Linked DNA regions of Homo sapiens: region 2 is linked to region 1. The links are chromatin loops, found by intact Hi-C in ENCODE. Cell type or tissue: ascending aorta. All regions are shown on one strand. Links, peaks and the distances in the headings refer to the core of each region. The heading gives the core; the rest is flanking DNA.

Evidence for each region. A loop is a pair of places that touch in the nucleus more often than their neighbours do. Peaks named below come from ENCODE experiments on the same cell type or tissue, not always from the same donor. Only the 100,000 strongest peaks of a DNase experiment are listed, where the experiment ranks them.
Region 2: it touches region 1 in a loop (2.2-fold over the local background); 2 of 110 quality-filtered maps call a loop at or near these places.

The regions. Positions count from the first base shown.
Region 1 is chr9:16,980,286-16,991,950 of GRCh38, forward strand. No RefSeq gene overlaps it. Among named protein-coding and RNA genes, the nearest start is that of BNC2, 120 kb to the left of the region's middle. In ascending aorta, for the core only: no CTCF peak of the experiment used is centred there; DNase peaks (open chromatin) are centred at 5,866 and 6,853; H3K27ac peaks cover 4,270 bases.
Region 2 is chr9:16,267,026-16,278,690 of GRCh38, forward strand. LINC03041 (long intergenic non-protein coding RNA 3041) reads right to left here and starts at 9,288. Exons shown (of 4, transcript NR_171034.1): 1 at 9,206-9,288. It overlaps LOC124902124 (a long non-coding RNA gene), which reads left to right and starts at 438. Exons shown (of 2, transcript XR_007061424.1): 1 at 438-605; 2 at 6,214-6,409. In ascending aorta, for the core only: no CTCF peak of the experiment used is centred there; DNase peaks (open chromatin) are centred at 5,896 and 9,376; H3K27ac peaks cover 1,197 bases.

The DNA.
Region 1 (11,665 bases), core at 1,861-9,860:
CAGAGTGAATTAGGTACATTTTAGAATTTCCTCAACTATTTCTAGATGTGTAAACAAGTCTATGTAGAGGTCAAGGTCAAGAAAACATACTACTTAAACTTTGGAGGACCCTTTGTCTTTCTTAGAAATCTTGTCTTTCTTGCACTTTCCTTTGTCTTTCTCTTTCCCTTTCTATCCTCACTCCTGAGAGAGGTGCATGGTTTGGCATCCCTGGTCTTGCTATCCATCTCAGCCCCCAGGTCCCTGAGTTAGTCTCGAACGTGAGCAGCCCTTGTTATCTACTCCAGGTTGTAAGCTTACAGGGCTGCAGTTGTTCCCTATGGTCTACTTAGCTAATTGGTAGTAATAAATAACATTTATTGAATGCTTGCTATGTACTAGGCATGGTGCTGAGGGCTTTTCTCAAGATGGATTCTCAAAATCATTCTCATTTTGCAGATGAGGAAACTGCAAAAATAACGTGATTCTGATCCGGAAGACACAACTGCACAAACTCTAAAAGCATCCCTCATCTAACCTGTCCATCAGCAAATCCTGTCTAAAATCCAACCATTTCTTGGTACCTTCCCTGCTGCCACCGTAGACACTGCCAGCACCATCTCTTGCCTGGGTTATTACAAGGGAAGGGCCTCCAGCTGGTCTTCTTTCTTGTTCCCTTACCCCATTCTTAAAAATCTTTAAAATGTGAGCTAGAGCATATCACTCCTCTGTTTCCCATCTTACCTGAAAGACAAACAAAGTGCGTAATGGCTCGAAGGCCCTACACCATCTGACTCTACCCCTCTGAAATCAACTACTACTATTGGTCCCTTGGTTGACTCCACTTTACCCACACTACTTTTACAACTCCTGATTTCTGAATTTTAGAAAACAAACTAATTCCATTTCAGTGATGCTCAAATGACTTTAGTTTTTAAATAGATAGGGATTAAATGTTGCACTATGAATTTGTTTACTGTCTACCCCCAGTAGGATGTCAACTCTAAAAGGTCAGAAACTATTTGTTTTGTTCACTAGTATTTCCAGTGTCTAGAACAGTGCCTGGTACATAGTCTGTGTTCAAAAATATTTGTTCTATCTATGAGTGAATGAGTGGGGAAAAAAGCCCACATACTTTGGAATTAGATATAACTGGGTTCAAATTTCAGCTTCATCAACTATTATATGTATGTTCCTTTATAATGTTTTCCCTTTTCAGCTGGGCATGGTGGCTACGCCTGTAATTCCAGCATTTTGGGAGGCTGAAGGAGGTGGATCGCTTGAGATCAGGAGTTCGAGACCAGCCTGGCCAACATGGTGAAACCCCGTCTCTACTAAAAATACAAAAATTAGCCAGGTGTGATGGTGCGCACCTGTAGTCCCAGCTACTGGGGAGGCTGAGGCATGAGAATTGCTTGAACCCAGGAGGCCGAAGTTGCGGTGAGTTGAGATGGTGCCACTGCACTCCAACCTGGGCGACAGAGTGAGAACTCCACCTCAAAAAACAAATAAACAAAAAAAAAGTTTTCCCTTTTCTGAATATCAGTTTCACCTTGCACAGAATTGGAATAGAGATAGCAATTTTATACATTTTGGGAAATGTTTAATGATATCACAGATATTGTGTGCCTGGTATAGGTTTTGATAAATTTTAACTATTTCTAGCCCCTTCTCTCCTCTTCCAGTTTCTCTGCAAGGGAGGTAGGGAGAAATGAATATTAAAAGTCAAATTGGTATTCGCTGAAGTCATTTAATAAATGTTTCTTGAGCATCTACTTTGTTACAGACTAGAGATACAAAGATGAATGAGTTAGTATTCACATCCTCAAGGAACTCATTTTAGTATAATGATTATTAAACCAAGAATAATAAGATATGCATAAATAAAAATTTCTCCTCATAGAGCATGAAAATATCAATCCTGCACTTACCACTATTCTCCCTTGTACCTGAAAAAATTATTACTTTAATATTCTTAGTTTTTATATTTTTTAATTATACTTTAAATATATAGCTAAACATTTAGACAAACACAACAATCTATATCCATTCAGGTTTAATTAGTGTCATTGAATTTTTCAGGTTTCTTTATTCTTCCTAGTGATATCATATTAAATTTGCAGTTTTAAAACAAATACTATAAAAACAGTATGAAAGAAGTTTATTTTTAGGACTGTTGAATGATTTTTTTAATGAACAAATGAGAAAGAGTGTTTTCATATAGCATGCGTTAAGGAAAAAATTATCCATTTGAAAAAACTTTTATTTTTAATTTACCACTCAATGTTCATTAAACAGAGAATTGTTGTGGATCTGTGCACGGTTCAGAAAAGTGAATATCAATGAAATATAGCACACACAACAGTTGAATGGTCCCTAAATTGTTATTACTATCATTTCAATTATTTATGCAGTAAACTGTATAATATAACAATAACATTAAAAGATGAATACAGACCTTAGCTCCCTGATGTGCTACTTCTTCCTCCAAATCATATTTACAATTAACCAGAAGTTGGAATTCCAAGTCTTATTGAGAAATAGTTCACTTGCTTTTGAATTGTACCAGCTTCTTCTCCGAGTCTCCCTACTGAACTCCATGTCTGATGAAACATTTATTTGAACAAACAAAATACATATGTACAAATAAATACAAGTGTCAGGAGCTGACATACGAATGCAAACACATGTCTTTCCCCAGGCCCACTATGACACCGTGACAGGCTAAAGAGCCTTTTGAATGGAAACTACATAAAGCATCAAGCCCCTGAAAAGAATGACCAGACAAAAGTGCCACAATCAATTGAATGTCTTTAGGAGATACACTTTTCTTTTAAAAAGCGTGACGCTTTGATGACTCAGTGGCAGGACAGGTGACAAAGGAATGGCTGCCTGGAGGCTGTGCATGGCAGGAGGAGACACCACAGTCTTCCCGCCCTGCCACCCGTCCCTGCCGCCTGACTGTGGAAGGATGAAGGACACTTTTAGAAATTTCCCTGCGCGGAGATGCCAGGAAACCAATCATCGCCCAGCCACTTTGTGGGGCCATTAGCAGAGCGTCAAACTCCATCTTTGTTTAAACGAAAGCACAAAGAAAATAATTTTTCATCTGAGGAATCACCTTAAGATCCCCAAATGGAAAGTAAGGGGAGCAGTAAACCTCTCACTCCGGGTGGGCAGCTCTAACACAGGGCATTAAGGTAAGAAGGTTATTTATGACAGAAGAAAGGAGACAGGATTCCAAAGTGGGAGACGAAGGACAGAGGTGATTGGAGCCTAGCTTTATCCCCTGCCCCATTCAAATGCGGAGGGCAATGACTTCCATAAGAAACCAGGTGCCACACGTGACCCAAAGGCAAAAGCCTCACTTTAACTCCTTGATATGGTCTGGCTGTGTTCCCACCCAAAATCTCATCTGGAATTGTAGTCCCCATAATCCCTGTGTGTGTCAAGGGCAGAACCAGGTGGAGGTAATCGGATCATGGGGGCGTTTCCCCCATGCTGTTCTCGTGATAGTGAGTGAGTCTCACGAGATCTGATGGTTTAATAAGCGTCTGGCATTTCCCCTGCTGGCACTCATTCTTTCTCCTGCTGTCCTGCGAAGAGGTGCCTTCTGCCATGATTGTTAGTTCCTGAGGCCTCCCCAGCCATGCGAACTGTGAGTCAATTAAACTTGTTTTCTTTATAAATCACCCCGTCTCAGGTATTTCTTCATAGCAGCATGAGAATGGACTAATAGGCTCCTCTTCCAGGTAAGTTAGGCAGAGTACGTTTCCTCCACAAAACAAAAGATGGTTGCCTCAGAATGCCTCCTAACTTTGCCTGCAAGAAGCCTGCAGTAAGACCTTTTCTTAGGGCCAGTCTGAAGGCCACACCCTCCCCTTATCCCCTAATTTTGGATGCAAAAGGTCTCCCTGAGACTTCAGGTGAAGAGGATTTGACTTTGGAATCTGGGATTCACTTTTCAGACTGACCTTCTGCTATATTTTGTTTTGCTTCTCTGGGATTTCAAGCTTGAGAATAGAGTAAGGAAAAAAGTTCTGTGTTCTCCTTTGGGAAATTATTTTCCCTGGTCCCCTTGGTCAGAGGGTAGCAGGTAAGTCTTGATGGGATTGTTCTGTGTTTCCAGGCTTCCCTCTGGAATTAATCTCAGAGGCATGGAAGGGAGCCTGATGGACTCTTCTGGGCTGTGTCCCAGTCAGGAAGCGAGATCTTTCTAATTCCCAGACAGGCCAGCGCTTTCTGCTGAACAGAGGCCTGCTAGACCCTGAGTAGGGGAAGCCCAGGCTGCTTCTGAGGCAAATGATGACCTTAATCATTTTCAGAGGTATGGTTTTCACCTGGGAAGGGACGTGAGACGGCAACAAGGCATTCAGTGAATATTTATGAGTGAGCGGAAAAAACTCTTTCCTCCTGTACGTGGCAGAAAGGGTAGCTGGAAGCTGTGCCAATGTAGGAGACCAGGAATTCCTAGCCTGGGAGGAAGGAAGGGCAGGGATGCAAAGGGACAGAGGGAGAAGAGGAAGCAAATTCCAGCCAGGCTGGCTCTCCTAGGAGGAGTGGCAGTGATGAAACCCTCTTCTTTAGACTCTGTCTTAGAGAAGGATGGGGCCCGAAGAGGTTTCCTCTTTCAGCAAGTGTTGGGGTGTGTGTGTGTGTGCGGGGATTTAATCAGGGGATCTACGAGCACATTCACAGACCCTTAGCTACTAGTGCTGCCCAATTCCAAGCATGTTTAGCTTTAAGTACCTCTTGTCTGGTAATCCAGGGCCAGATATCTGGAGGTGGGAACTGGCTGCCATAGCCTGTTGCTCCCCACAAGGATGAGGACAAGGGCTCCACTGGGCACCTTTCCTAGGCATGGCCAGGGTTGTTATAAAGCATAGGGTGGGAGGGTGGTTGTGGCTTTCTGTGGTATAGCTACTGATCAATGTAGCATTTGATTGATCCATTTTCTCCAGAGGAGAAGGGAGTGTGGTGGGAAAATCCTGAGGCTGAGGAGGTGGATACTTACAGGTCCTGGTCCAACTGACTGGGATCTTAGGATCACTCCCTTCTCCAACCTGAGTGGTTCCCCGCCTTTTTTTTTTTTTTTTTTTTTTTTTTGAGATGTAGTCCCACCCTGTTGCCCAGGCTGGAGTGCGGTGGCATGATCTCGACTCACTGCAAGCTCCGCCTCCCGGGTTCACGCCATTCTCCTGCCTCAGCCTCCAGAGTAGCTGAGACTACAGGCACCTGCCACCACGCCTGGCTAATTTTTTGTATTTTTAGTAGAGATGGGGTTTCACCGTGTTAACCAGGACAGTCTCGATCTCCTGACCTCGTGATCTGCCTGCCTCGGCCTCCCAGAGTGCTGGGATTACAGGCGTGAGCCACCATGCCTGGCCAACATTTTTTTTTTTTTTTTTTTTAATTACAGAATCATCTGACAAAGGAACTCTTTTAAGGAGCCTTAACATATCAAAAGATCAAGGCAGAGCCGCCCTCATTGAAGGGTTTGGAGGACCTGGAGCTTACCCTCTTCTCTCCTTCCCTGACTGGGAGGAAGGATGGGGTGGGGGCAGGGGTGGGGAGTCCTCGGAGCAGTGTGCAATCTTTAAATCTCATGATTAAAAATATCTTCCTTCTGGAGTGCTGGTATTGATGACTGGCAAATTTGGGAGTGGAAGGAGAATGAAGGAAAAAGGGAGGGAGAAAACCACCCTTATACATTTAGGACTCACAGGGCAGGAGTCCCAGACTGGGAGAAAGTCTGGACGTTTCAGCAGAGTTCAGTGTGCTGTGTCACTGTTTGTCTTGGCCTTTTTCGGCTGTGAGCAGCAGCAGCGTAAATGAATGTGCTTCATTTCCTCAGCAACAAGACTGGGTCACACATGTCCCCTCCCCTGGTGAGCAACCCAAGGAGTGAGTGGGGTGTCATGGTGTTGCCAGGGACAGGCTGACAGTAGTACCAAATTAGGAAAAGGACCGACTGAGGATGCCTGGCCAATCTGCATCCCCAATGCTCAGCCAGCAAAATCAGTGGAAGTGTGTGTAATTCTGCGGAGACTAGGATGGCATGTGCTCCGCCAGCAATGCAGGAAAAAGGATAATCAAGCGGGACATGGTTCTTGAATAAGTGTAAAGCTAAACATCATCAAAATGCTGCAACACAATACGAGGGGCTGGAAGTGGTTAGTATTGTGATTACAGAGAGGGCATCAGTATAGGATGTCATTTCTCACAAAGATCCAGGAAAATGTCTAGCATTCATTTTTATAAACAAAGCATAGCACACTGGAGTTATTTCTTATTTCAAACGTATAGTCATACTACCTTTATTTAGAACATGGGCGAGGGGATTGGAATGGTATATAAATCCAGGACAAGACTTGGTATGTAAGTTCCTCCTCAAAAAAGCAAAACGCAAGGCCTATTCTAAACAAATCCAGGGCAATTCAGCTCTGAAGCATTGTTAATCTTTTCATTAAAGGTACAGTCACTATGTTCCAAATCCTTCTTCCAAAGATCAGATCCAGATTTTCCAGCTAATGAAACAATGAAGTCATTTCTACAAAAACCAGAAGAGAGACATTAGAAAAATATTGCAGACTAGATCATTACGGTTGCAGAGACCAATAGATTTGAGTGGGACACATACACACTCACACAGGGGCATGTAAACTGTAGTCCCTATGAGGCAAATCTTAGAAGCTAAAGTGATATGTTAGACTGTGAATAAAAGACAACATGAATCAAATATGTCATCTGCAGCCACCCTCTCCTCCTGCTGCTGCTCCACAGTAGAGCTTTGTGAGTGTGAGTGTGTGTGTGTGGGTGCGTGTGCATGTGTGTGTGTTTCCTTTCAGTTCCTGGCATCAGTTTAAGAACCACAGTTGTGGCTTGTGACTGTGCCTCAGCATGCCAATCCAGGGTGTTGCTGTTTAGAGTAGTTAGCCTATTGGGAACAAAAGGTATTTGATCTTCTCTCTTCTCCTTAAGCTCAAGCTACCTAAATGTGGCTTGGCTTTGTGGTGAGACACATGCTGAACTGCTGGAAAGGGCAGAGCTTAAAATATATGGGTGCCAGTTCATTGTTGGCGACCACACTTTCCCTTGTGGTAAAAATCTTACAGACAAGCATGAGCCTACATTTCCAAATGCATGTTCCCTTTGAATTAGTTCCCTAAAGTGGAAGGTCGGGGGAAGAATATACTGGGGAGGCCTGTGTCATAAAAACTCAGGGCCTGCCCTCTTTCTGCATTTCTGCCGTGGAGTGTGCTAGCCTGTGAGTAGTGGGGGAAAGGAATAAAACATTTCTACTCACGGAAACATGCGGGGTGGTAGGGAGGGAGAAGGAAAGCATGTTGCCAATGTATATTTTTGGCACGGGCAAATACTTCTTGGTGAAGTTCTAAACGCTAGATTTAGAAATCCCCTGGCCTTTTTGAGTTGTGTCGGGGCCTTTTTCACACACACTGATGAAAACTACACTCACCTTAATGCCAAAAAACCCTTGAGAATTTCCTGTGCCATTGGGCACATTCTGTGAGTAGAAGGAATGTGGAATTAGAGGGGGAAATTGACTTCACTGATGACCTCCAGAAGAACTGAATGGTACAGGAAAAAAGTGTTTCACTGATTTAGTGCCTATCTCAAGAGAAAAAGGAGACTTTACAGCTATTCATCACCAATCATTATGCAAGTGTATAATATGTATCATATGTAAGTGTATCATGGTTTCCTGGAAGTACACTGGCTTCAGGTTATGTAAGTATCAAAAGGTGAGTGGTTGGTTGTAGTTTCAATGGCAAACCAGTGGCAAGAAGTGTTATTTTTCTTACTGGCCTTGCCTGTAGCTGTGAAGATTCGGATATGGGATCAAGTGGAGTAAATTGGTGGACCAGTTTGCCTTTAGAGGCTCTTAGCCAGTAGTGGCACTAAGCCCCCACAAACATCCATCAACAAGCATTCAATCCAAGGAGAAACACTCTGCTTCCTCTGCAATGCAGCTTCAAAATAACTCCCCTAAACCCCTTTCTCTCCAACCAGCTTTTGGTACCTTTCTATATAGACATTCTGCCACCAAAACTGATCTTGCACTTGGCAAAAATGATGCCTCCTCATCAAACTGCAGTGGGAAAGAGATGGGTTTCTGTTGTTATTGTACAAATCAGCGTCCTGACAGAAAACAGATGGCAGACTCCATGTAGGTAACATGAAGGGACTGTTTACAAAGGTGTTTGCAGGTTGGAAGGAAACCATGAGAGGTAGTGCCGCATCCCAAGGCTACTAACAAAGGTGAGCTCCTCTAACCTGGAAAGGTGAGGAGGACCAGGTATTGGAACTGAAGGGACATAACTGTGAAGAGGCTCACCTGACTTGAGATGCAAACTTCAGTGAGCCTGGAAGTGAGTCCAAGAAGGAAGTGGTGAGAATGAACACACTGACCTCACTCTCCTTCCTCCTCATATCCTGCTGGTGCTCGTCAGCGGCCAAACCTAATGGGAAACCTAGATCAGTGATACAGTCATATAGATCAGCCTCCCAAGGCATAGGCAGCATGAGGAGGATGGAAAGTGGATCTGGGGGGCAAATAAGTGCTGTCCAGCATTGATAAGCCTGGCTTCAAATCTTGTTTCTTTCCGATTAGCTGATGACTTTTGGCAAGTGATTTAATTACTCTCAGCCTTTCCTCTGAGGAGACAGTCACTTAGATACCATTTCTGTTCCACAGCCTCCGTCTCCTTTCCAACTCCAATAAAAGGGGATTGTTAATGTTATGATTTCTCAAAAGCAGGAAGACTTTAAATGACATTCACATTTATCCTACTTACCCAAATGTTTTAACTCAATAATGTACAGTTTAATGCTTAATAATTTCATGTTTGTTATTTATTGTGACTACAAAATTTTTAGCAGCTTTACCGAGATACAACTTACATGCAATAAACTACACATGCTTAAAGTATAAAATTTGTTGTTTTGATATATGTAGACACCCGTAACACTATCACCACATCAAGATAATAAACAACACCTCAAAAGTTTCCTCATGCCTCACTGTAATCCCTTCCTCTTCCTTCCTCATTCCTCTTCATCATCCATTGATATGCCTTCTGTCACTATGCACTGGTGTATTAATCAGGCTTCTCTAGAGGGACAGAACTAATAGGACATGGGAGTTTATTAAGGTGCATTAACTTACACGATCACAAGTTCCCACAATAGGCTGTCTGCAAGCTGAGGAGCAAGGAAGCCAGTCTGAATCCTAAAACTGAAGAACTTGGAGTCCAATGTTTGAGGGCAGGAAACATCCAGCATGGGAGAAAGATGTAGGCTGGGAGGCTACGCTCTTCTCTCTCTCTGTCCATGTTTTTCTGCCTGTTTTATATTCATTGGCAGCTGATTAGATTTTGCCCACCAGCTTAAGGGTGGATCTGCCTACCCCAGTCCACTGACTCAAATGTTAATCTCTTTTGGCAACACCCTCACAGACACACCCAGGATCAATGCTTTGTATCCTTCAATCCAATCAAGTTGACACTCAGTATTAACCAACACATTTGGGTTGCATTTATTAAAAGTTTTTAGAAAAATAATCATATGTATTCTTATTTAAAATCTGGTTTCTTTCCCTCAGCATAATTATTTTATGATTTATCCATGTTGTAGCATGCATCAATATTTTATTCTTTTATAAAACTGAGTTACTCTATTCTGTGACTATACCACAGTTTATCCATTTGCTTGTCTATGCAGATGTTGATGGATGGACATCTGGGGTTTTCCAGTTTTTGGCTCTCATGAATAAAGCTCATCTGAACATTTGTAGGGACATATGTTTTCATATCTCTTGGGTAAATAACTAGGAACAGAATGGCTGGGTCATATGGTAGATATGTGTTAACTTTTTAGGAAACCGCCAAACTGTTCTCCACAATTTTGCGTTTCCAATAGCAGTATATTAGAGTTCCAGTTCTACAGAAGAAATTCCTCAAAGAAATTAAATAGAAAATTACTATATGATCCAGCAATTCCACTTCCAGTATATACCCAAAAGAATTGAAAGTAGGAACTCAAAGAGATATATTTGTAAACCCACGTTGATAGCAGCATTATTTGCAATAGCCAAAAGGTGGAAGCAGCACAAGTGTCCATGGACAGATGAATGGATAAACAAAATGCACACACAATGGAATATTATTCAGCCTTAAAAAGGAAGAAAATTCTCACACTTCCTAAAACGTGGATGAATCCTGATAAATCAGTCACAAAAAGACAAATACTGTATGGTTCCATTTACATGAGGTTCCTAAAGTACTCAAATTCATAGAGACAGAAAGAAGAATGTTGGTTGCCAGAGGCTGAGAGGGACCAGGGAGTTGTCTAATGGATATAGACTTTCGGTTTTGCCAGATGAAAAGAGTTCTGAAGATTTGTTGTACAACAATGTGAATATACTTAACACTACTGAACTGTACACTTAAAAACGATTAAGGTGGTAAGTTTTATATTATGTGTATTTCACTACAATAAAAAATAAATACAATACAATTGCAGAATTAATGACTGGCTATCCATACAGGAGGAAAACCAAGCATCCCTGAAACCAAGAAATTGGCCACTGATTTCAATTGATGGCACTTAGTTTGAAACACTAGGTTTTAACTTATTTCAGTTTACTGAAGGTAGTGCACATACCCACAAGGGTTAAGGCTGTACCAAGATTATTAAGGAGAAAACAAACACAAATGCAACCCACAAGACTTTATAGATTAGTCCAAAAAGCAATACTAAATAATGTCTAAATGGCAATAAAGATGAAGTATCAGAGATAAACAAAAAACAAACACTAGAACTTTGGCCATAGCCCCTCCTTTGTTGTTTTTTAAATGTTAACCACCTCCTGGTCTTCCACTTATTTCTGTTATCTGTCTACACTCTTCTATTAGCTCCTTCTTCTCACTCTACTACACTTCATTGTCAAAGACCCTGCTCCCCACCATTCCTCCCACACACACACACTCTACATATACACACATGTATGTAGCTCCCACCCCGTACACTATCATGGCAGTTCCCCAGATGTGACTAGTAGTTTCATTGTTCCTCTGCAAATACTGTTCCATCCATCAGAAATACCCTTCCCTAACCTGTCCACTGGATGATCCAGCTTGCCTTTCTACACTCAGCTGGAACAGCTCTTCTGTGAACAGTGTCTTTTGCATGTATAACTAGTGTTATATAAGAGGTCATACTTCTGGAAATCATTTATAGGATACTAAAAAAAGTATATACTTTTGAGTCATTATTCCATTATAGAATTTAAAGAGGAAAAGACGTACAAATGAGCATAATTTTAACATATTTCTCTAACGAAGTATATGCTTTTTTTTTTTTTTTTTAAGACGAGGTTTCACAACATTGCCCAGGCTGGATTCAAACTCCTGGGTTCAAGTACTCCTCCTGCCTCAGCCTCCCAAGTAGCTGCACCACTGCACATGGCTTAAGATATGTGCTTTTAAGAAGATGTTTAAAGATACACCTCAGAAGAAAATAAGCTGTCATCCTAAATCATTGTTCCTCAATAATGTAAACAATCTATACACCATGGAAAAGGTCACTTAAAAACGTGCTAGCAGCCTCACATAACATGAGAATTAATAGAAAAAATCCTATTAGATTAGAACTATTTAAAAGAAGA
Region 2 (11,665 bases), core at 1,993-9,992, 710 kb before region 1:
GTCATTCACCTTAGTATTCGGAAACCTAGTACAGTGCCCAACACGAAGGAGCTACTCAGTAGACATCTGCAGAATGAGTGATGGAGGAGAACATGCAGTACTTTAAAATATTCCCTAAGGAGGTTTAGTTTCATTTCTTTTTTTCACTTTCTTCTTTTGTTACTATTACTATTTTCCCACAAAATTCCTGCTTTCAACATGATGATACCCAAAGAAAAAGAGAGAGAGAAAAGAGTTCAATGAATTGCAGCTTCCAGCTGGTTATTATTATTATTTAAATTTTGGCTGTATCTTTGTGGGCAACTGAAGCCTATGATTTAAGCTATCTCTAGCTGAGCAAGGGGCTGTGCCCGCCCAACCACTCGTATTTCCAGAATGCACTTTGCTGTGTCAATACACATTACTTGTCACATTGCCATGAGTCTGAGAAGTTTGATCTCTGCTCTTAGATTGTTGTCATGTGTCAAATCATACAGCCCAGGGGGAATGACTACATTGCGCAGGAAAAACAGACATCGAGCCGTGGTCAGACCACCTCAAAGATAAACACTGCTGTGTGGACCAGAAGAAGAAAGGTCGAAAAACAATCTGAAGCCTCAGACACTGTAAGGCTTTTTCACTTTCATTTTCTTGCCACTCTGAGGCTTCCATTTTATCAGCGTGTGCAAATATACATTTTTCTTCCAACTGACCTTCCAACAGCTTGTGCCACAATACGGGACTAGCTTGAGTAAGTGGCCCTGTCATTGGTTAAATGGGGTGGTATCTACGATACCCTCAACTGGAAGCTGAGTCTACAAGCCCCCACCCACTGTCCCCTGCAAGATGAAAGCTCAGGAAAGATGTAAAAAATATAACTAAACTCAGGGAAGAAAAGTCCACTTCAGGGAGTATGAGCTACCCAAGCAGAAAGGCTGAAATCACTGTTTGCTGCTGCTGCTGCTGGTGGGTTTTCTATTTTTTGAAGTCGGCTAAAAACAAACAAACAAATGAGTACTAGTTGTTCTCATTAAAAAAGGAAAGGGCAGAAGTCATCTCCCTGTTTAAAGACGCCCACACACTTGAAATAGTTTCCTAGAAAGGCAGATAGAATTTAACTGGGTGTAGCTTAGCACACTCGCAGAGCATTTTTACACCTCCCAAATCCTCAATGGCTGATCCCGTGGTATGACAGCAGCATGCCACATTCATTGCACCAGACAAGGATTAGGGAGTAAAATTTGTCATGTATGTAAATTGTAATCACAGTGGATGGTTGTATGTGCTCATTTAGGCATTTTAACAGAGTGTGATGCTATCCTCTCCGCAGGACTAATAAGCATTAGCCATAATGAGGTCAGTCAGTCAGGCATTATCAGGGGATTTAATTGGGACATGGGTCTCTGCTGAAGTGAAAATTAATAACTTTTGTCAATGTTCTGGTGAAATGTTCTGTCTTATCAAACTATGAGGGTCAATTAGAAAGCATTATGTAATAAAGTCCCCAGCAGCAGAACTCAAATTGAGTTATACCACAGTCATTATTCCAGGGCGAATGCATTTGAAAATGGAAAACCAGAGTGCCATATGGAGGATTTGGGTCAGATTTACAAGCATTGCATGTTAAGGCTTCCACAAGAAGGAAACAATTAAACGTAATACCGAAATAAATCAGCGCGCCGAGTGGGCTGTGCAGGGCCAGGAGCCTGGGGCGGGTCGTGGCCCTGGAGTTGTGACACTGCAAAATGGCAGTGTCAGGAGCCTTCCATGGGCTGCATCAGGCAGCGCCAGCCTGCAAATCGCTCAGAGTGCTTAAAATCTGGGGCACACCTGGAAGGCTCGGGCCTGCACACTGACTCATATAAATAACTCTTTATTGTGTAGCTATTAAGACGAGAGATTGCTTTTATTAAAGTGCAAGTTATTGTGGCACAGCAAATTAAAGAATTTTAAAGCATACTAAACAGCCACTGCTATTCCCTATTCGGTCATGTTTTACGGTTCTTTAAATGGGCAGTATATTGTTAGGGAGATATAAAGCCTGTGCCAAGACTGGGATCTGACACAACGGTTCAGGCACTTTTTCTGGCCAGGAAGGATTGGGAGGGGTGGAACAGTGCTGGTGAGGACACTGTCCTGGGCCTGGATGTGTGTGTAGAGGTGGGTGTGGGGTGGGGGGTTGGATGTCCCCTCTCCTCTGGAAGACTGGGGAGGTGGCTCTTGTCTGCTCCATTCTGGTAAAGAAGGTTATCTTCAAACAGAGAAGAGTTTTAGAGATAGTCTTCAGACAAGGTAGTTAGAAGATGGAAGAAAGGGAGGAAGGAAGAGAGGGAGGGAAGGAGGCGTATGCGCAGAGGATCTGTAGTGTCCCATTACTAAAGAATCACAGCTTCCTCCAACTTCCTTATCTTGACCAACCCCATTTTCTCTGAACCTTCTCTTCTCTAGTGAAGTGAGCTTGCATCTGATTATTTCCCCATTTACCCCCAATGTTGATTATGTTTCTAATTAAAAATACATTGCGGCAATGCCCCTTCTTGGTTCCACATCATCTTGGGACCTAGCCCGTCCCCTCCCTCTCACCTCCATGACTGCCTCTCCAACCTGAGCCCCGTCACCTCCCGTGAGGCCCGACAGTTGCAGTTTTCGCTTTAGCCCCCTCCTACCCATTCTCTTCACAACAGTCGCAGTAATCTTTAAAAAACACAGATCTGATCATGTCACTCTCTACTGAAAAATTCTTTAACGCCTTCCACTTGCACAAAGGATAAAACTCAAATCCTTTCGATGGTCCACAGAGCGCCTCCCTGAAGTGTCAGGGCTCACCTGGAGGCATGCTTCCCTCTCACATAATTCCCCCAAGTTCTAGAACATATGAAGCTCTTGTTCTACCCAGAGGTTTTGCCCAGGCAGTTCTCTGAGACTGGAATCGTCTTCCTCCTGACCATGTGTGGCTGGTGCCTCTCAAGCTTAGGTATTCATTCTCTGGGAGGCCTTTCCCGACCATTCTACCTAAAATAGATCCATCCAGAGCTCTGTATCCTCACCCCATGGGTGTTTCTACAATAGTACTTACAGTTTCTAATTTTAAAACAAACCAGACAACAATAGCAAAAACAAAAAACTTTTTAGCGGCCTACTCCTTTTTTCTCTGACATCTTCCGTGGTCTGAAATTCTGTGACGTGCCTGTTTTGTTTTCTACTGAATCTAGTAATGGAGGCAAATAGCAGATTATGTGTTCAGTGAGTGAACAACTTATTGAATTAGGAAGTTGCCTTAGAAGAGAATCTGAAGCTTATCTAACTCAACTTCTTTACTTTACTGAGAAAGTGTTTCTGAGAATGGTGAGATAACATGTACAAGGAAGACCATTAGGAGAGTTGGGGGCTAGGGCCTGGTTTACCTTCAAAATGTTACTTTCTGGCAGGACACGCAGTGGCTCATGCCTGTAATCTGAGCACTTTGGGAGGCCGAAGCAGGCAGATCACCTGAGGTCAGGAGTTTGAGACCAGCCTGGCCAAAATGGTGAAACTCCATCTCTATACTATTAATTAAAATACCACCACCACCACCACCACCAACAACAAAAACTAGCCGGGCGTGGTGGTGCATGCCTATAATCCCAGTTACTCAGAAGGCTAAGGCAGGACAATCTCTTGAAGCCGGGAGGCAGAGGTTACACTGAGCCAAGGTCCCTCTACTGCACTCTAGCCTGGGCGACAGAGCGAGACTCCGCCTCAAAAAAAAAAAAAAAAATGTTAGTTTCTTACTTCCTTTGCCCAGTCACCTAGTCCTGTTTAACCACACCTTGGCTTTACCTCTACGGGAATAAACACTACTGTAATGGACTGAATGTTTCTGCCCTTGAAATTCATATGCTGAAATTCTAACCCCCAACATGATGGCATTAGCAGGTGGGGCCTTCGGGAGGTGATTAGGTCTGAGCAGGGAGCCCTCGTGAGTAGGATTAATGCCCTCAGAAAAGGGAGCCCACGAGTTCACTCACCCCCTTTCTGCCATGTGAGGACACACTGAGAAGTCAGCAGTCTGCAAGTGGAAGAGGGCCCTCACCAGAACTCGGCCATGCCGACACCCCCTTCTCAGACCTGCAGCCTCCAAAACTGTGAGAAATATGTTTCTGTGATATAAACCAAAGATTATATCTTTGGTATTTTGTTACAGCAGCCTGAACTAAGACAAGCACCCTAAATCCTACAGTGAAAGCATGTTTAAAATAAATGCAAAGACTAAAGCTGTGCTATCAAGAAGAGAAGAGACGATTGATTTCTGGTATATTCATAAATGGAATACAATGGAATGAGAATGAATGAACCAAACCTAGAGGCATAGAAACTGTCAAATCACAAACACATAACGTTGGCTAAAAACAGCAAGTCCCAAAAGAATACATACCTGGTGATGGCATTTATATGGAGTTTAAAAGATAAGCAGGACTAAGTGATATATGGTTAGTGGATATGTGGTCAAACTGTGATACAAAATAGGAATAAAGAATATTGTTTTAAAAAATAAAAGCACCATTCAGATAGTGGTTCCTTGCCATGTATTCAGGTGATGGGAAGGGAAGGGCCCAGCGTGAGGAAGAGACCCTGGATGGAGTGGAGGGTGATGATGTTATTTATCGTTAACTGGGTGGAAGTTTCATGGCTCTCCATTTACTTCTCATGCTTCATAGTTTGTAAGTTTATATTTAGAAAATAATTGATAAGTTGAAAAAAAACTAAAACCAACATGATTTCACCTTTGCCCAAATACAACCCGTCTTGGGAAGAAGAGCTTCTTCCCCCTTCTTCACGGAGGCCTCAAAGAGCTTCACCCCAGCTGCCCATTCACTTTTCCTATTTCTGCTGAGGGAAGACCAATACTTATTTTCATCTTCAGGTCTACCAAATGAGAAACTGAGGCATAGTATGAGGTGAGTCTCTGGAACCCAGAACAACTCTCAAGGGGCGAATGCTCCTTTATATCTCAGTGGATTCATTCGCTCATGACATTTACATATAATGACTACCTGCAGAAAAGGCCTAACGAAATAGTGTCAGTTTCTAAGGCAGGCAACCGTGTCAAAAGCCCGATCATCTTTGTGCCCAGGCTTTTGTTCTCTGACTGTGCTGGGGACAACCACATAAGCCACGTATCCTGATACTACTCTGCATGTGTTCATTTCTGAGTCTCTTAGGAGACTCTGTCACATACATGACCTCATTTGATTCTCCCCATGACACGGTGTGGAAGACACACAGCAGATATTTTAGTTCTCGTTTCAAGAATGCTGTTTCCTATATATTTTGATGCCTTTCTTCCAGCTGTCGACACCCATTTAATGCTGACAGAATAGAATCCCTGCAGCCCATTCCTGAGCCAGGTCAACACTGTACAAAAAACAGTATTTGGAAGATGACTTTGGGGGCATTGGGCAGGGCCCCCAAGCAAAAATAACCTCCTTACTGGTCCTTCCACTATTAGCAAACTATTCTTTGCTATCGTCAAGGCTTTTTCACCTTTTACAATCCCTTATTAAAATGCAAATACTCCTGAGTGTATCCGCATTAAAAAAAAAAAAAAAAAACAACCCTGAATGATCTTCATTAACTGAAAGTGGGTGGGAGATGGAAGCCGGCACCAGGGCAGGAGTGGGCACCAGTGAAGGGAAGGGGAATGAATGAAGAAGGAAGAGGAGACAAAGAAGCCCAAAGGCAAATCATGCCAACATCACCGTTTGGTACAGGGCGTCCTTGCCCTATTTTTCTGCCCAACCTCATTTACTGCACGCTCTCACCTGACTTCAGCCCCTAGACTTGCTACTGGCACAGGGTGGCCTGAGATGGCCAGTCGATGTCCCTCTGATGGTTTGCCACATGCTGATGTTCCCATCCTTGAGCAATTCTGCTCTGTTCGTGGCGGGAGTTCCCACTCTAAGGGTTTCCGGATCATTTGTGTTGCTAGTCTCCCTGGGCCACACTTCTGTTTCGGGAGAGAGTTTTTGCACTGGGCTCCTTCTGACGCGTCAGGCTGAAAAGTGAATTTGAGCCAAGAGTTCTGTTGTTTCATTTCAGTTATTTATGAGAAGCTGGTATTTTCTGCTCACAAAGAAAATATGAAATTTCAAAACCTAAACATTATCAAGCTATTAGGATACTGGTGAGAAAATAGAAATTGCAAAGTATTTCTCAAACAGTCTGAGTAATTTTCCTTCACTATTTTTTCCCCAGGAGTAATAACAAATAGAAATACTACTTGTCTTTTGGAATCTTTTTTTGCTGAAAAGTGTGAAGCGATTCCAGAGATATTCTGAACAGAGGGACCCCATCAGCATGCAGTCCTATAGGAGAATGCAACCTGTCTGCACCTTCTTCCCAAGGGGGCCAGTGAATGAATGAACGAAAGAATAAATGAATGAACAAACCATTCAGCTACACACACTTAATTTTACAGAGCAAATGCCTACTAGTCATGCGTTACTATCCTAGCTTGAGGCCCAATTATTTCTCTATCTAAATAATGTGGGTGTTTTCCTTGATCATAAATGAAACGTGCTCATTATAAAATGCTTAGAAGATACAGAAAAGTATAAAGAAGAAAATAAAAGTCATCCATAATCCTACCCCACAAAAAAGTCTTATTAATATTGAGGTTTATATCATACACGTGTTCCTCTGAGCTCATAAACATTACATGGCTGAGATCTTGTGTATATACAACTGGTATCTGTATTAGACAGAATTCTAAGATGATCCCGGAATCCACATGGCTTTACGTAATCCCTTCCCCCTTGAATGTGGGCAGGTGGGACCTGTGACTATTATGGGCCATCGCTTTCATGATTTGGTTATGTTCCATGGCAAGACTTTAAGGGTGGGAGATGATCCTGGGTTGGTCTGGCCTGTTCAGGTGAGTCTTGACAGAGATTAGGCTTTTCCTGGAGACAGATACGAAGCATGAGAGGGACTTGAAACAAGGGAGAGTCTCCTTTGGTGACTGTGAAGATAGAGAGCCCAACATGGCAAAGAATGCTAGAAGCCTCCAGAACCTGAGAGCAACCCCTAGTTGACACCCAGCAAGGAAAATAGGGACCTTGGGCCTGCAACCACAGGAACTCAATCCTACCAAAAATATGAATGAGCTTGAAAGAAGACCCCAGCTCTAGATGAGAACACAGCCTGGCCAACACCTTAATTTTGGTCTTATGAGACCCTGGGCAGAAAACCCAAACAAGACTGCTGGGGTTTTGGACCTACAGAACCATGAGATAGTAAATGGGTGTTGCCGTAAGTGGCTAAACTTACAATAATTTGTTATGCAGCAATAGAAAATAATATAGTGTTCTATTTTTTCACTTTACATTACAACTTGAACTTTGTCTCCTATTAATGTTAACTAAAAATTTAATGTCTATGTCTAATATATGTGTTTGGATTATAATCAATGTAATGAGTCTGAATGATTGGGCATTTAAATGTAGCCATTATTTGTGTTAGGGATTTGTTATTTGGAAGTTGTGTTGTTTTGTTATTTGTGTTTGTTTTGACTCCTGTGGTCACATGAAAGAAAGATGAAACATCTTTCTCAACAACTGCTGTGCTATAACCCCTGAGAGAGAGAGAAAATGTACTTCTGAAAGGTTATTTTGCTTATTTAAAGGAGATTATGGTACTTTGTGAGAGAGCTTTGTGTTTCAAAAACAGAGGCCCTTGACACCTATAGACTACATCGTCCAAGGAAGAGGATGAATGATGTGGGCTGCAGACGTTTAACAGATGGGCTCCTCCCTGGCTAAATGACTCCCCAAGACTGGGGAAAGAAATAAGACTTGAACTGTGACCTATGGTGGAGATATGGCCCTATCTGAGCCCGATGCTCTGGGTGACCTCAGATGGGCACTGCTACGTGGCTGTCTATGTGGCTGACACCACACACTATGGCTAGAGAGGTTCTGCCAACCCAGCTGGGGTAGAGGAATTCAGAGTTCTTCTCACCACCCTTGGCTAGTGTCAACTTCTATCAGATTTCATTTCACTTTAGAAAATATGGAAATGTGGCATTTCATACATTCCTGGGATGTGGAACGTTCCTACCTGTTTCGTAAGTAGTACTATGATATATAATTCTACAGAAATATGTCACCATTTTTATCATTATTTTAATAGATTTCTAGCAATAGGTCAAAAGATATACACATTTTAAGGTTCTTTATATAAATGATAAAATTAGCAGATTCCTAGACCTGTAAGCAAAAGTATATATAAGACGCTAGATTCATCATAAAGTCTCCCTTTGGCCTCTGCCCCCAAACCATCCCAACATACCAACTCCTAAACATCCAAGGCCCACGGGAGCACATCCAGGCACTGGCTGGGCCCTCATCAAGGAAACCAGCAGTGTGCAGGCTACACTGCATAACTGCGGGGACAGGCAGGGCCTGGACACATACACACCAGCTCCACCACCCACAGTTTGGGTGAGCTTGTGTAGTTACTTCCTGGGGCTCCCATACAAAGTATCACAGGCTAAGTGGCTTCAACAACAAACATATATTGTCTCATGGTTCTGGAAGCTAAAAGTTCGCTATCAGGCTGTTGGCAGGGTTGGCTCTTTCTGAGGACTGTGGGGGAAGGATCTCGTCTAGGCCTCCCTCCTAGAAATCGCTGGCATTCCTTGGCTTACAGATGGCTGTCCTTCCTCTTCTCCCTGAGTCTTCACATGGTCTTCCCTCTGTGTCCAAATCTCCCTGGTTTTTCTACCAGTCATATTGGATCAGGACCCATCCTAATGACTCCTTCCTAACTTGATCATCCACAAAGACCCTTTTTCCAAATAACGTCACATTCACAGGTGGGGAAGGTTAGGATTTCAACACATTTCTTGGGGTCAGGGACACAATTCAATCCATAATACCTTGGCAAGTCTCCTATACTCTCTAACGCACTGTTTCCAGATCACGTCAACAGGGATGACACTGCCTTTCCCACTGCGAGGATTCAATTTAGATGACAAGTGAAAAGATAGGTCAATGATAGGTAGAGCATTGACCCAGTGTCTGGCCCATGGTTGTTGTTCAATAAACATTGGCTAAGTTATCAATGAAAATTCTTGCTATAAGTATCTCATGACACACACGTGGGATACACAGAAACCCATGCTCAACTGGGCAGGCACGTGTGTTTATGTGGCTCCCCAGTGTCCCTAGAGAAGATTCTCTCTTACTTTTCAGGTGTCTTTGGCCTTTTCCTCTTCCAGCCTCTACAAGCAGGTTGTTTGCCCAGACACAGACCTCTCTCCCACAAAGCCCACTTTGGAGATTGGCGCCCGCCTTCTGCTGCTAGTTAGTTGTTTGAAAAGTGCTGACGCTTCTCTTCATCCACCGTGCCAGGACTCCGTGCCAAAGCCGCCCACACAAGCAAGGCTCGCCCTGCATGCCAGGGTTTCAGAAAGTGGACCTGGCACCAACCAAGCGTAGAAAGAGAGGCCCTTGTGATACAGCCTCCCGACACACTCACACACACACACATACCAGCCAGAGACCAGAGACCCCAATCAGTACTTTTAAAAGGAATAAAAATTGCTCAATCTCTTTGATGATATTCAAAGAGTCTTTTTTAATATATGAAGAAGCACATTCTAAATTCTTAACACATCTGGTGTCACCCGCTCTTTTCCCCCTCTAAACCCTCTTAATTCCATAATTTAGAAGGTCTTAAGATACCGAAGGATCTCACTGAGGCATAATTGGATATCTTGTGCGTTCCAAGTTGCATCTGATGTCCCACCTCATCCCAGAAACTTTTCCACTGAGTTGGAGAGAAAAGATTTGGGGGTTCGGGGAGCAAGGACGGTGCTCTGCCTGCTCAAGTGGGCTTTGACAGAAAAGCTGAGCTGCCTGCAGGAAAATGTTTGCTATTCATTTTGCCCTGACACTCCAGGAGAGAAAGCACAATTTCTTTTGTGATTGGAGGTAATGTAATCTACAGGAAAATCAATGTGGGCTGACGGGAGAATCGCCCAGCTGATCTGCAGACCAGAGACACTGAATCACAGCAGCTGAAAGCGGCATGGCAGTGAGGCCGTTCCTGCAGCCTCCGGGAGAAAGTGGTCTTGGAAAGCTCACACCCTGGGGTGCTCCTAACCTCAAAGGAGCCCGTGGACCCAGCCGCCCAAGCCACCAAGAGTTAAGTGGCAAAGTGCTCAGTTGTGGGGACAGTGCTGGGGGTACAGAGGGCCACAACGTGCTCTGCTGGGTTACTGAGAACAGAGAGATACATACAGAAGAAGGAAGACAGACAGAGGACCTAAGATTGTAAGATACAGACAGAAAGAGATAGGGAGGGAGCAAGAAATAGACACACACACACACGCATGCACACACACACACACACACACAAAACAGGGACCTCTGTTTCAAATTGTCCCCTACTACAAATTGTCCTTTACTACTTTTTAAATTAAAAATTCAGACAATGTCCCCACCATCCCCAAACAGCAATTACTTTAGTAATCAGGAAAGAAAATGTTGCAAAAATAAATAAATAAATAAGATAGACTTAACAAAAAATAACTCTCGCCACCCAAGAAACATCTGCGCATCTGCTGGCCCCTTACTGGTCTGGTTCAGCTGACTTCAGCACTCACAGCAGCAGCGGCGGCGGCAGCAGCACCAGCAGCAAAGTTAGCAGGTGTCACCCCAATGTGGCCGCAAACCGCTTCTCAGGATTCAGAGACATAAATCAGAACAACAGGCCCATACTACCCCCTTCCCATATGTCCCCTGTACCTAAGCCACAACCACTCACAGGCTTCTGGCCCCTGGACGCTTGCTTTAAGGCATTACAAACACCCACCCCCCAACTTTGGAGGTGAGGGTGCTTTTCTAGAATCTCTGTAACCTTTCTGGGTAGTCAAACCACCTGGTCATTTATTATTAATACCTGAAGCATGTGGAAAATTGCATTTGGGAAAGGAGTGTGTTAACTAACAACTAGAGCCCAGACCTGGAGTGCTGGGAGAGAGGCTGGTGGTTCCCACTGGTACCCGTTGGTGCCCATTGCTAATCTCTGACACGAGGAGGCTGGAGAGGCCCAGGGTGGGATGGGGCAAAGAATTGCTGATACATGCAGGCCTCTCGGTGGCCCCCTCCCTCCTGCCTATAACAAAAACCCTTCCCCCATCTCTCCTTCTGCCTGGAGTGTATAACAGGCCTCTTCTACCCCCTCGCGAACTTCCTGGCAATGGCTTCCTATTTCACCTATTATGTTCCTGGCAGAAACTTTTAAGGCCACCGAGGCAGCAGTCTCAAACACAGTCTTTTCAAAGACTTGGGGGCAATTCCGAGCCTGAATTGGCTCTGTTTTGTTTCCCTGTACAGTCCCCGCTCTGCAGTGGAGCTGACAAGGGCTCTGGACAGCGGGACAGCGGGATCCAATAAATCTGAGGCCTGTCTAGGTGCTTCATTTATCAAGAGGCCTAATTTACCCAGGCCCTTTAGACTAATTGCAGATTTGCAAAAACTGCTGAGAGTGTAGAACCGTGTATTGTGAGTGTCCCTTGCCATATTTCTGCTAATGTGTTTCATCTGGAGTACATAAAGAGGCAGGGATGCTGATTTTAGACACAGCACTTTGGGGCTAATCCAGCTAAATGATTAGCCCTAAAATTCTGCAGTGATGTCAT